2 separate regions of the Mus musculus genome follow, and region 2 is linked to region 1. Evidence: chromatin loops called from intact Hi-C (ENCODE). Cell type or tissue: heart. All regions are shown on one strand. Links, peaks and the distances in the headings refer to the core of each region. The heading gives the core; the rest is flanking DNA.

Region 1 (5,379 bases), core at 124-5,123:
AAATCAACCACAGTTTGTTCTGAGGTACCACAGCTTCCTGTTTCAGACTGAACCACACCAATACGAATGGCTCTGGAATGGTGACAGAGAGCAAAGACAGGCTAGACATGCATCGAAGCATCCCTGCTTTGTGGCTCAGCTTAGTCATACTTCCAACCGTGTCTTGTAATTATCACCTGAGTCCCAGCCCATGGAGTATGGTAGAAGGAACATGGGGTCACTCTTCCAGGATGGCAATCAGCTGCAGCTCCTGATGAGACCCTGGCCACCATCTTTCCTCCTGTGTCCAAGGCTAAGGCTGTAGCCTGTGGGCCTTAGAGCTCTAGAGCAATGGTAGACCTGGCAGCAAAGTGGGTTCATGTCCCTGAGTCCACAAGTGGAAACCAACAAGGAGCCATTATTGAAAAAATAACTATTGTATTAAAGCACTAAGTTTTTAAATATGCAATAATAATATAACATAACATCAAAAACATATAGATGTAATATGTTGTCATTAATTTAACTAGTATTGGTGTGCTTATACACACACACACACACAGACACACACACACACTACCACCACTATGTGTGTATGGTGGTCAGAGGATAATTTTGGGCATCTGCTCTCACCTTCACCATGGGCTCCAGGCATGAGGGCAATAGCCTTGTGAAGCAAGCACTTTAAACTACTGAGCCCTGGGCCTGGCCTTGATGTTTATTGAGTTCCCTTCAATGTAAAGGTCATGGCCAGATCAGCACCAGCCTAAGGCTCTGATTTCTGGTGCAGCAGTCCTTCCTTCACTGCATAGACTAATTTCTGTCACTTTTCTCCTTTGTGCTGGGGCTTTTTTTCTTAAAAAAAATCCTTGGTTAGCACATGAAAATGCATTCGGAAAAGGTTGCTTTCTTTTCTTTGCTCCCTCCTTGTCCTACTGAGCCCAACAAAATATAAATTGAGAGCAAGACAGTGGCAGAAGACAGTACCTGAGTCATTCAAACTCTGCTGATCATTCACTTTAAATTAGACCCTCAATCAACCTAGGCCTCCCCACCCCAAAGTTTTTATACGATATTTTATTGTTATGTGATTCAAAACAATGCTAAACTGTCAATGTCAGGCCTCAAACTTGAAAGTCTGGTTCAATTGATCAAGGATATAGACCTCGGTACGAGAATTAAAAAATGAAAATTCCCATGTTAATTCTAATACAGCCAGAGGTCAGAAACACTGAACACACATTGAGAACTGCCAACTACCAATGCGAAGCACCCATGTGTAAGTACTGTAGCAGAGGATACAAGGCAATGTTGCCAAAACACTTCTTAAAACCAGGCTCATTTTATTTCCTGAACGATGCTATCCTTTCTTGTGACTTCTGCCCATTACTCATATGGTCTCAGCCAGAGGTTCATGAGAAATCTCTAAGAAAGGCCACCTGGATGTCAGCTAAGAAAAGGACTCCTGGCTGGGCATGGTGGTACATACCTGTAGTGCTAATGCATACCAGGCAGAGACAAAAGAATTGAGTGTTATGTAGAAGCCTGGGCTACATAATGAAACCCTGTCTCAAAAAACAAAACAAAAGAGAACCAAAAGAAACAAAACAATACCTATAGAAACCAGCACCAAATATAACCATAAAAAAGAAGAAAGGAAGGAAGGAAGGAAGGAAGGAAGGAAGGAAGGAAGGAAGGAAGGAAGGAAGAGAGGAAGGACAGAAATAACTGTCTCCTGTCCTGCAAGGGAAATTATACACTTTGTAAATCTACCACATAAGACAAGAATAAAAATAAAGTCCCTGGTAGGTAAAGGCATGTGAGTTCATGAAGGTTCCAGCTGTGCCCAGTATCTGCCATACTGATCTGCACATGAGGATGCAGCTTCCCAAAGGTTCTCTTGGTGACTGGACAGAGAGGCAGAAAAGCTGCCTCTGCACAGGAGTGGGGTGGCTTCCAAGAGAGCCCGAATATGAATATCCTATTGAATAATGAATGCCACACACATGCCACAAAGGAAAACATGGGCCTCAGCGGGGCAGGCTGCTGGTTACCTGTGCTTCTGCACAGCAGTGAAGTGAGTAGCTACATCACCTAGGGGTCGGCCTCAGTTTTTCTCACTAGGGTGGAGGAAGGCCTGATTATCTTTACATTTGCTGCTCTGTTCCTCCCTCAAAAGCAACATCAATTTCCTTCTGTCAGCCAGCCCCTCAAGAGAAGCTAACGGCTACAACAGCTGGGCTGTTTGAGATGTGGACCTGTGCCCACCAGAGGCACTAGAGGCACACGTCACTTACAGTCCCTGGACTTTCCCCACATCATGATTCACTTCTATTCTTTAGTTTTGTTTTCTTTATGAGCAGCTAGCCTCATACCAAAAAGGGAGGGGAGTTTAAACAATCCTTTATTAAATTTGTTCCTTAAGAATTTCATATGTGTGTGTGTGTGTATGCATGTACATTTGTATGTATGTGTGTGTATACAGATACATATATACATATATACATATATATTCTTAATTACTCTTAGCCTAACTTCCCTTCTCTCCCTCCTACCCCAATCAACCCCAGTCCTCACAAACCAGTCAGTGTTAGTTAGACATTGTTTTATTCTAGTCTACACAATGTGGGGGAGATGGAGAGAATGTAAAAGCAAACTGAAAATAATTTTGGCAACATTCGTAGGAAATGACTAAGAGGATCGGAAATGCAATTTCATGTAGCACGGTTGTGGAAACACTTAACAAGCACACAACAACTTACCACATAGCAATCCGAGAGAGAGAGAGAGAGAGAGAGAGAGAGAGAGAGGAAGGATCAATCCTAGTTCTTTGCCTCATATTCATTCAGACCTCATATTCATTCAGAACTTCTCACTTCCTGCCCCTTGGTAAAAAAGCACTGAGAAACTGAACTCAGGTGTGAGTGCTTGCCTGCTATGCCGAACGTCCCAGGCTTGACCCAACTATGGCCCAAAGAATACAAAACAAATTGGAGTCCTTCTGCCCCAGGGGAAGTTCATTACTGATTGGGTACCTGGAAAATAAATAGGCAATTGAAATAGAGACTTTTAGATATTTTGATGGGGGCAAAGAGGAGGCTATCACATAGGGTACTGGGAGACTAAGATCTCCAGAATTTTCTAATTTTTAGGAGTTCTTGGCTAGAGGTGAGGATACAATAGGAAAGGTTGCATGTTCTGTGAAGGGAAAAGATTTGTTCAGTCCCAGAGGGAAGATGAAGTGTCCATTTTTTAACAGATTGGTGTGTGTGTGTACACAACGCCAAATAGATTCAGCAGCGTGTGAGTGTGTGTGTGTGTGTGTGTGTGTGTGTGTAATAATAATTTGAGTAGAAAACATCATAAATTTGAGAGAGAATGGGAAGAGAACATAGGGGATTAAAAAAGACAGAAAAAGGTATGGAAATGTAAATACAGTATTTATACATACATGTATGCACATGTATGAGCTTCTCAAAAAAATTTAAAAAAAGATTAAAAGGCTTCAATGTATTTAGCATCAAAGAGGTGGCAGGAAATGTTATGGCCTGTGGGGTAAGAAGACAGGAAATGATTTTTAAGTTCACTTTTGTTTATACCATATTAACTTATTTCTGTAGTCAAAGGAAACATTTGTATTTTAAATATTCAAATATCATTTAAAATAATTAAAAGTTGGCTAGTCTGACTACTACTGACTCATGGGAGCTGAAGGCTATCTGCCCTTTATCTTGCTGGGAAAAAGACTTAACTTTAGTGCAGTGTCAAAGCCAGTATAATATGTTGAGACAAGTTGTCAGTCTCGCCCAGATATGACCAGCTCTGCTTGTGTTCACTTACTTGCGTGTGGACATATACTTGTGTGGACTCTGAAACTATAAGCCAGCCCCAGTTAAGTGCTTTCTTTGTTAAGAGTTGCCATGGTCATGGTGTCTCTTCACAGCACCAACTAAGATAGTAGCTAAGGGAGTTTCTTCTTGAAGTTTCCATCGTCACTATGAAGAATGAAGCAAAAGCATCCCTTAAGAAAGGAGTAGGGATGAGGCAGATAGAAACTGGGTAAGAATGTGAGATTTATGAACTGCTTGGGAGCAGAAAGTAGGAATGCAGAGTGGACTGAGGCCCAGCTCTAGGTTGGTCAGAATGTACAATGACATCACCATGCCTGGCTGCATGGTTTTCTCTCACAATAGTCAGCTGCTTTGGCAAGCAAAAGACAAGTAGTGCATTCATCCAGGTTGAAGTACTGCCAGGAGAGTGGAACAGGAGGGAAAAGCAAAGGATGTCAACATGAGACAAATGCTCACAGTATACTTATAATCTACTTGCTATAAAATATGTGATGTGATAGGTGTTTCCAGGGTTAAAGTCAATAATGACAGTCAGTATTACAGGGGCCCAATCAGGAGGGGGACACTGTGCTGGCCGCTTAACACAAATGAACTCATGTAGTATTTGTGACAACCTAACAAAATTAGAACCACTTTTTTTTTATCAGCCTCCCTTAATAGGAAGAAATACTTGCAGAAATCTGAAGGACCTTAGTCTCTATCAGTTCATCTTACACAATAGGAAGCAGCAGGGTCTGTATTCAGATTGATTCCACTTGAATGAAGAGACGAGTTATCAGATTTTTCTTCCAGCTTTAAAGGGTCATGTATGTGCCAAGGTGGTCTTGAGCTCATTTACAGCTGAAGATAACCTGGAACTTCTTAACCCTCTGCCTCCACCTCCCAAATCCTGGGATTCTAGGCTTACATGCCACTACAGTGCTGAGCAAGCACTCGACCAACTGAGCTTCTTCAGCAGCAGAGGGGTCAGGATCATGTGGGATACTACTGCTGCCAGGCTCTGAACCTTCAATAATTCTTCAACTGGATTCCTCAGTAGCTCATCTAACCACCTGCAGTGACTCTCTGAATCAGGATCAGCCCTCCACCTCTGCTCCCATCAAGACCTCTTTGAACTCGGCAGCCTCTTTAACCTTTTAGTAGTCATTCTGTAACCTTCCGATATACATATAATTACTGTAGGAAGTGTAACGTGTGATCCGGGAGTTAATATTAGTAATTATGATCGGAATAAAAGAACTGTGTTTGCCAACTGCTAGCTATCATGGGAAATTGAGACTGCTTTGTAAATTGCAGCCTAGGAAACTGATGTTGTTTGCAAAGTCAATAAAATTCTAACAGTGTGGAAAGGAACAACCGTGTTCCTCTGTATTGCTGTACAGTGTGTTTGGTACATAAGTTCAAGGCAGATGTGGCTATTAGGCTACAATAACCTAACGCTGGGCTACACAGTGAGACACTGTCTAAAAAACCCAAAATCCAGACAACTAAAGGACGAGCATATTTCCAAAGATCAGAATTACAACTTTTTAAATTAAAATAATAAGTT
Region 2 (5,379 bases), core at 200-5,199, 150 kb before region 1:
CCAGCCGTCCTGCTTGCTGTTATTTCCAAACCTTTAATATCTTCTGCAGCTTCATGCTTCTTGCACTGGCTCACTTTTGATTAAGTTCTTTATTGTGATGCGAACAGTAAGGGACTTGGTCTTTTCTACGTTCTGAAAGGAACTTGAAATGTTTTTATATTTTCCTAGGAGCTCTGAGCTTCCCAAAATGTGGGCTTCTTGGGAAACTTGTAGTGAGAATTCTGAAGATGTGCACAGTGAAAAATATCGGGCAAGGCCAAACATCCAGTTAAGGTGGGAAGTGGGGACTCGTCCCCAAACAGGCGGTGCGCTTCTCTGGAGTCTAAGGCCTCTTTTATAACACCTAGTGACAGTTTTTCTGTGTAGGTGCTGAGAAGCATAAGAAGAGCTGTGGTGAGCTACTTCTTGTGGAATCAGAGTATTAAGAAATCCCGGGAAAACTTGTCAAAAAGAAAATGCGGCTTTTCCTGCCCTGAGGCTATCTCAAGGGAGGAAGAAGAGAGTATATGGAAGCCTGCCTCCAGAAGACTGGTGAGAACAGAAGGGTTGGCCAGCCCCAGGACAGCCCTCAAGGCAAGCTATGACTTTTACCAAGCCAGACACTCACATAAAGGCCCTCAGTAAGGTGACTACATAAAATGCAACCCAAGCCAGACATTTTAGCGTGATGAAGGAAGCTATTCAGGACTCCAGGCTGTGGTGGCACACACCTTTAATCCCGTCACTAAGATGGCAGAGGCAGGCAGATCCCTGAGTCAAAAGCCAGCCTGGTCTACAGAGCGAGTTCCAGGACAGCCAGGGCTACACAGATAATCCCTGTCTATAAATTATATGTAATTATTATAAAATATATGTAATATTAGATAGATAGATAGATAGATAGATAGATAGATAGATAGATAGATAGATAGATAGATAGAAGGCCTACCTAAACAAAGAGAAGGCAAATCAAGAAGGGTGGGTGCTGGGTGGCCTTTGCCATCGGTGTTGATATTGACAAGGAATGAGTTCTACCCATGGAGCAATAACTATATAATAACTTATATCCCATACAAGAGACTTAACACAGGCACAAAGGGACTGGTTATCTGGAGGACATTAGTAAATCTCTCAGAAAAACTGAAAGAAGGCAGCAAGAGAGGTGGGGGCACCCAAGTTGAGATTTGATGGCTACAGAGGAACTGAGGCATGGCAGTAGGAAGTCAGGCAGAGGTCATCAAGCCCAGAAACTAGCCTCTGTGGGATGCTCAGGGAAAGGCAGGGTCAATCGGATATGCCTGCCATAGACCGCGGCAAGAATGACATGGGCACCCCGGGCTGGGTTTGGCCTACTGTGTAGACAAGCTGACATCTGTTTCTAAGTATGATTCGCCAAGTCAATTCTCCCCTCCCCGGGTTTGCTTTGTCTCTGCTGGGCAAGTGGTCTTCTCTCTCCATCAAGGACTCTCATCTGAGGAAGACACCACTTCCGGGTTTCACTACCAAATTCTCCCTGAGTCTCTAGCCACGGAGAAATGGGTTTGGATGATCACAGGAAGTACCTTTTTGGCAGTCCAACATGGCCAGAAATCTGAAGGGGGTGGATTTTAGTGGCTCTCCCTTTTTGATATTTCGCCTTTGGGAGACTCTTTCTCTGCTTACTTTCCAGGACTTACAAGTCCGGAGTTCCTTTGGACTTTAGAGACCTTAGGCTTTTAGAGACCTGAAGGTCACAGGATCAAAGAGGGACTTTCTCCTTTGGTCCTTAAGACCAACTGGTGAGGTAGGTTGAGAACAGGTAACAGTTAACAGGCAGAGAAAGGATTGACAGCTGCTGCCAGGAGCTCATCAGCCAGGCTTTGTATATGGAGCACCGTAAGCTTTCCAGCAGGAAGGAGGGGAAGGGTAGAAGGAAGAGGAGTAGCAAGCAGAAAGGGGGAGGAGCAGAATAGTGCCGAAGGACTAAACTAGAACTTTCTTCTTCGCCCCACCTCCAAACTTACCCCTCCCTCGCAACCCAGGGGGGAGAAAATGGGTCTGAGGCTGTGCGGTTGGGAAGGGCGGAGGGTAACATCTTCACAGATGCTGCAGCTTGGCCCTGCAGGGCTGCTGGGCCTTTGAAAGGCCACTTGTAAACTCTTGGTTCCGAACAGAAAGGCAGCCGGGAGGAGCTGGGGCGCGGGCAGGGGGAGGAGACCGGTCTGCCTTCAGTGCCTAGAAATCAAAGCAGCCAACCTTGGGCTTTTTCTTTCCTTCACACTGAGGCACTTTTATTGGCGAGATGAAGGGAGGCAGAGAGGGCCTACAGCCCTCGCTTCGCTTTTGGAGGTTAATGACCCAGTTAGCAGCTCTTGGCTGAGTTTCCGACATTTTGCAGACATCAAGCCCCGCGCCTCTGCCAAGTACATTCTGTTCCCTGGAGCCCATCCAATGCATCTCAGATTACTATGTAATGCGACAAAGAGGGAGAGGCGGCTGGGAGGGGCCCGGAGAGCTGGGCGGGGTGAGCGGGCGGTAGCCCCGAGAGCGGGACGCAGAAGCCGGCTGGCGGGGAAGAGGATGCCACTCTAAATACAGCTGCTCCAGGGGAGTCGCATCCCTCGAGGGGCTTCTTAGCTGGAGAGGGAGCCCGAAAGGAGGGTGGACAGGCCCTGTCCTCCAGGAATCCTGCCCCGTAGAGCCCGGCACGGTCCAGAACGCAGATGGGGGTGGGGAGAACAACCGGAGACCCGACAGGACAGCGGGAGGAGGAATCCAAGGGGCGGGCCTAGGGGCTCGGCTCCGCCCCTCCAGGCTGCCCCAGGCCCGTCCCAGCAGCTCCAGGGGTGAACAGCCTGCTGGCTAATTATAGACCTGAATGGAAAGCGGCGCTTTTGAATGATCTTGTTGCTCGCACTGCCTTCAGAGTCTGAGGAGCAGGTGCGGCCCTGCTATATACAAAGTGATTCATTTAAAAGCCCTCTGTCACGTACGCTCACTTACTGACACACAGGAATCCTTGTGCGCTCCACCACCCAAAGGATTCCAGAACTGGCTTAAAAGAACTTGAGCTCAGGGCAGAAACCAAGCGACTATTGGAACAACTTCACCACTCCTTAGTAGTCTCGCAGAGTAGATGAGAGAGGGTACTAGGCCTTTCTCAAAATGTTGAAAAGTAGGGTCTTTGCAATTTACAGCTGGAGAAACGGAGGCTGAGACAGAGTTTTGAGACGTGTCTGTGAGAGCGGGAAGTCAGTGTGAAGCTAAAGAGAAGCATGGGGTCCTGCCAGCCCCTTCCTCTGCCTGCCCAGACTGGAGCTTAACGTCTCCCATCCTGAACCTCTGGCACGGAAGAACACCCCTCCTTCTAGAATACCCCTCTTTCCTGAGTGTGGCACCTACCCGTTGCACCTCCCATCCCTGAATCCCACCAGTAAACCAGCTGAAGCCAGTTCCAGGCCTAGGAACTGGCAATCATGCCCATTTTCCCTAGTGTTCTGTATGAGTCAATCTGTTACGGCTCTGTCAGCACAATGCCCTGTGAGGAACTACAGAGGGGGCAAAACTTCCTTCCCTGTCAGCGTCTTACACCCACCTCGGGTTCACACTCACAGCTAGCCAAGACTTTCCATGACCTTGATGACCAACTGCAGTCTGCATAAGCACAATGGAGCCTCATGCCCATTTGATGGAGTCCTTGAAGAGTCTTGGAGGGAGGAAATGACTGGCTCATGGTCATCTGATGGTGAGTCTGTATGGAGAGAGCCCAAAGTGGGCCTGTCTGCATCCTGAGTTGAGGTCAACACACTTACTTCTTTCTTAGATCCGACCACAAGCCCACTCAGTCACAGAGAAATATTGCTGTGAGCAATCTGATTATTTGCTCTCTGGTCCCCACATCACCATACCAGTTTTGTCCACACTTATGAATCTGGGTGTAGAGAACTGTTATTTTTCTCTAAACATCTCTAAACCCAGCCAGTGCATCTGGCCTTAAATAGAAAGGCTGTCCGTCTCACCACCTAGGCCCACAAGTTCCACCTCACCTTTGCTGACCATTTTAAACTTAACATTTTCCTCGTTCAGTGTGAATGGTTAAAGAACCACCGTCGAAATACCGTGCTGAAAGAAACAGAAATTGGGGGGTAGAGATTATTTTAATAGCTTTTTACTTGCCTCTTGAAAGGAAGTTCTGCATCTTAGGATTTATAAGTATCCACCCTCCCCAACATACATTGTGTTCAGGCCAACCCTCCGAGCACAGTAAAACTCTCATATGGCTGGACAATATCATATGTACCTAAGCTGAAAATTGTCACGTGTCTCTGAAAACAGATGAATGTTCAAAGCACAGTCGAGGTTCAGCTCTGGGCTGCAGTACAGGTATTTAATCTGTGTGGGTGTCTACTTTGTTCTCTGTGAAAATGGACATAACCACGGCTTATAGAGGCTGTGCTGCAGGGCTGACTGGGGAAGGAGCCCAGTGACCAGAAAGGAATGAATGTCTCTTCAACCAGACTACTGAATTGGGAATCTGAATTCTATTTTTTGACTTGGATATATTTTTTAAGTTCCATGAATTTCAATTTTATCAAATACAAGAGGGTAACAATAGTGCATGCTTTATAATTATGTGGGTAAAATGAGTTTAAATGTAAAGGGATAAAATATATGCCTGGCACACAGTAAAGTGCTCCGTAGAATGAAAACTGAACATATATAGGGATTTCCTAGAATAATGCCTATCTGAAAGTGCACACACACTAAATAGCCACTCTATGTTTTCCTCATTTTTAGAATGGAATTCTCCCAAGATTAAATTTGAATACTATACATGAACAACTTGCGGTGCTCTCTAAGACAGCTCACAGCCAGCATTAGTAACTCCGTTGTTAGGGCACTGATTTGGTAAATATTATGTATTAACTCTGCATGATCAAACTTGACGAATGAAAGTGGATCGTGTCCAGGCCTTCAAGAGGAGGATAAGTAAGCAAAGACATGCTAGGAGCACATAAATATCTAATACCAAGGGAAACTGGTGTCTGCTTTGACTATCACAAAACACTAAGTGTCATGAAGCATCAAGAAGCCCAAGCACATACCTATAGGTGGGTCATTGGCTCAGGAATATGTGTGGTCATGGTAAAAAGAACACAGCACATCCTAGAGGAACTACCAAGATCTAGACACTTCGAGTTGACAAAAATTCCCAGTAAAAATAAGATAAAATAAAATAAAATAAAATGCAGCTAAACCCACCTCGGAATGGAAAGGGCATGCTCACCAGACTGCAAGATTGCCAGATTCAGAGATGGGGCAAAAGTCAAAAGACAACAGACTGAAAAGTGGAAACCAGGAGTCCAAAAGTTCCAAGAAGCCAGGAGGACCCCCATGGGTCCCACTGAGAATGAAAAGGCA

The links. Peaks named below come from ENCODE experiments on the same cell type or tissue, not always from the same donor. Only the 100,000 strongest peaks of a DNase experiment are listed, where the experiment ranks them.
Region 2: a loop joins it to region 1, with 2.8 times the contacts of the local background. A loop is called at or near these places in 9 of 42 quality-filtered maps.

What each region holds. Positions count from the first base shown.
Region 1 is chr16:24,907,897-24,913,275 of GRCm38, reverse strand. All of the region lies in intron 10 of Lpp (LIM domain containing preferred translocation partner in lipoma), which reads right to left. Among named protein-coding and RNA genes, the nearest start is that of Gm22672, 26 kb to the right of the region's middle. In heart, for the core only: a CTCF peak has its summit at 2,234; a DNase peak (open chromatin) is centred at 4,185.
Region 2 is chr16:25,056,407-25,061,785 of GRCm38, reverse strand. A230028O05Rik (RIKEN cDNA A230028O05 gene) reads right to left here and starts at 2,147. Exons shown (of 3, transcript NR_040374.1): 1 at 1,983-2,147. In heart, for the core only: a CTCF peak has its summit at 2,832; DNase peaks (open chromatin) are centred at 2,435 and 3,435; H3K4me3 peaks cover 1,663 bases; H3K27ac peaks cover 2,613 bases.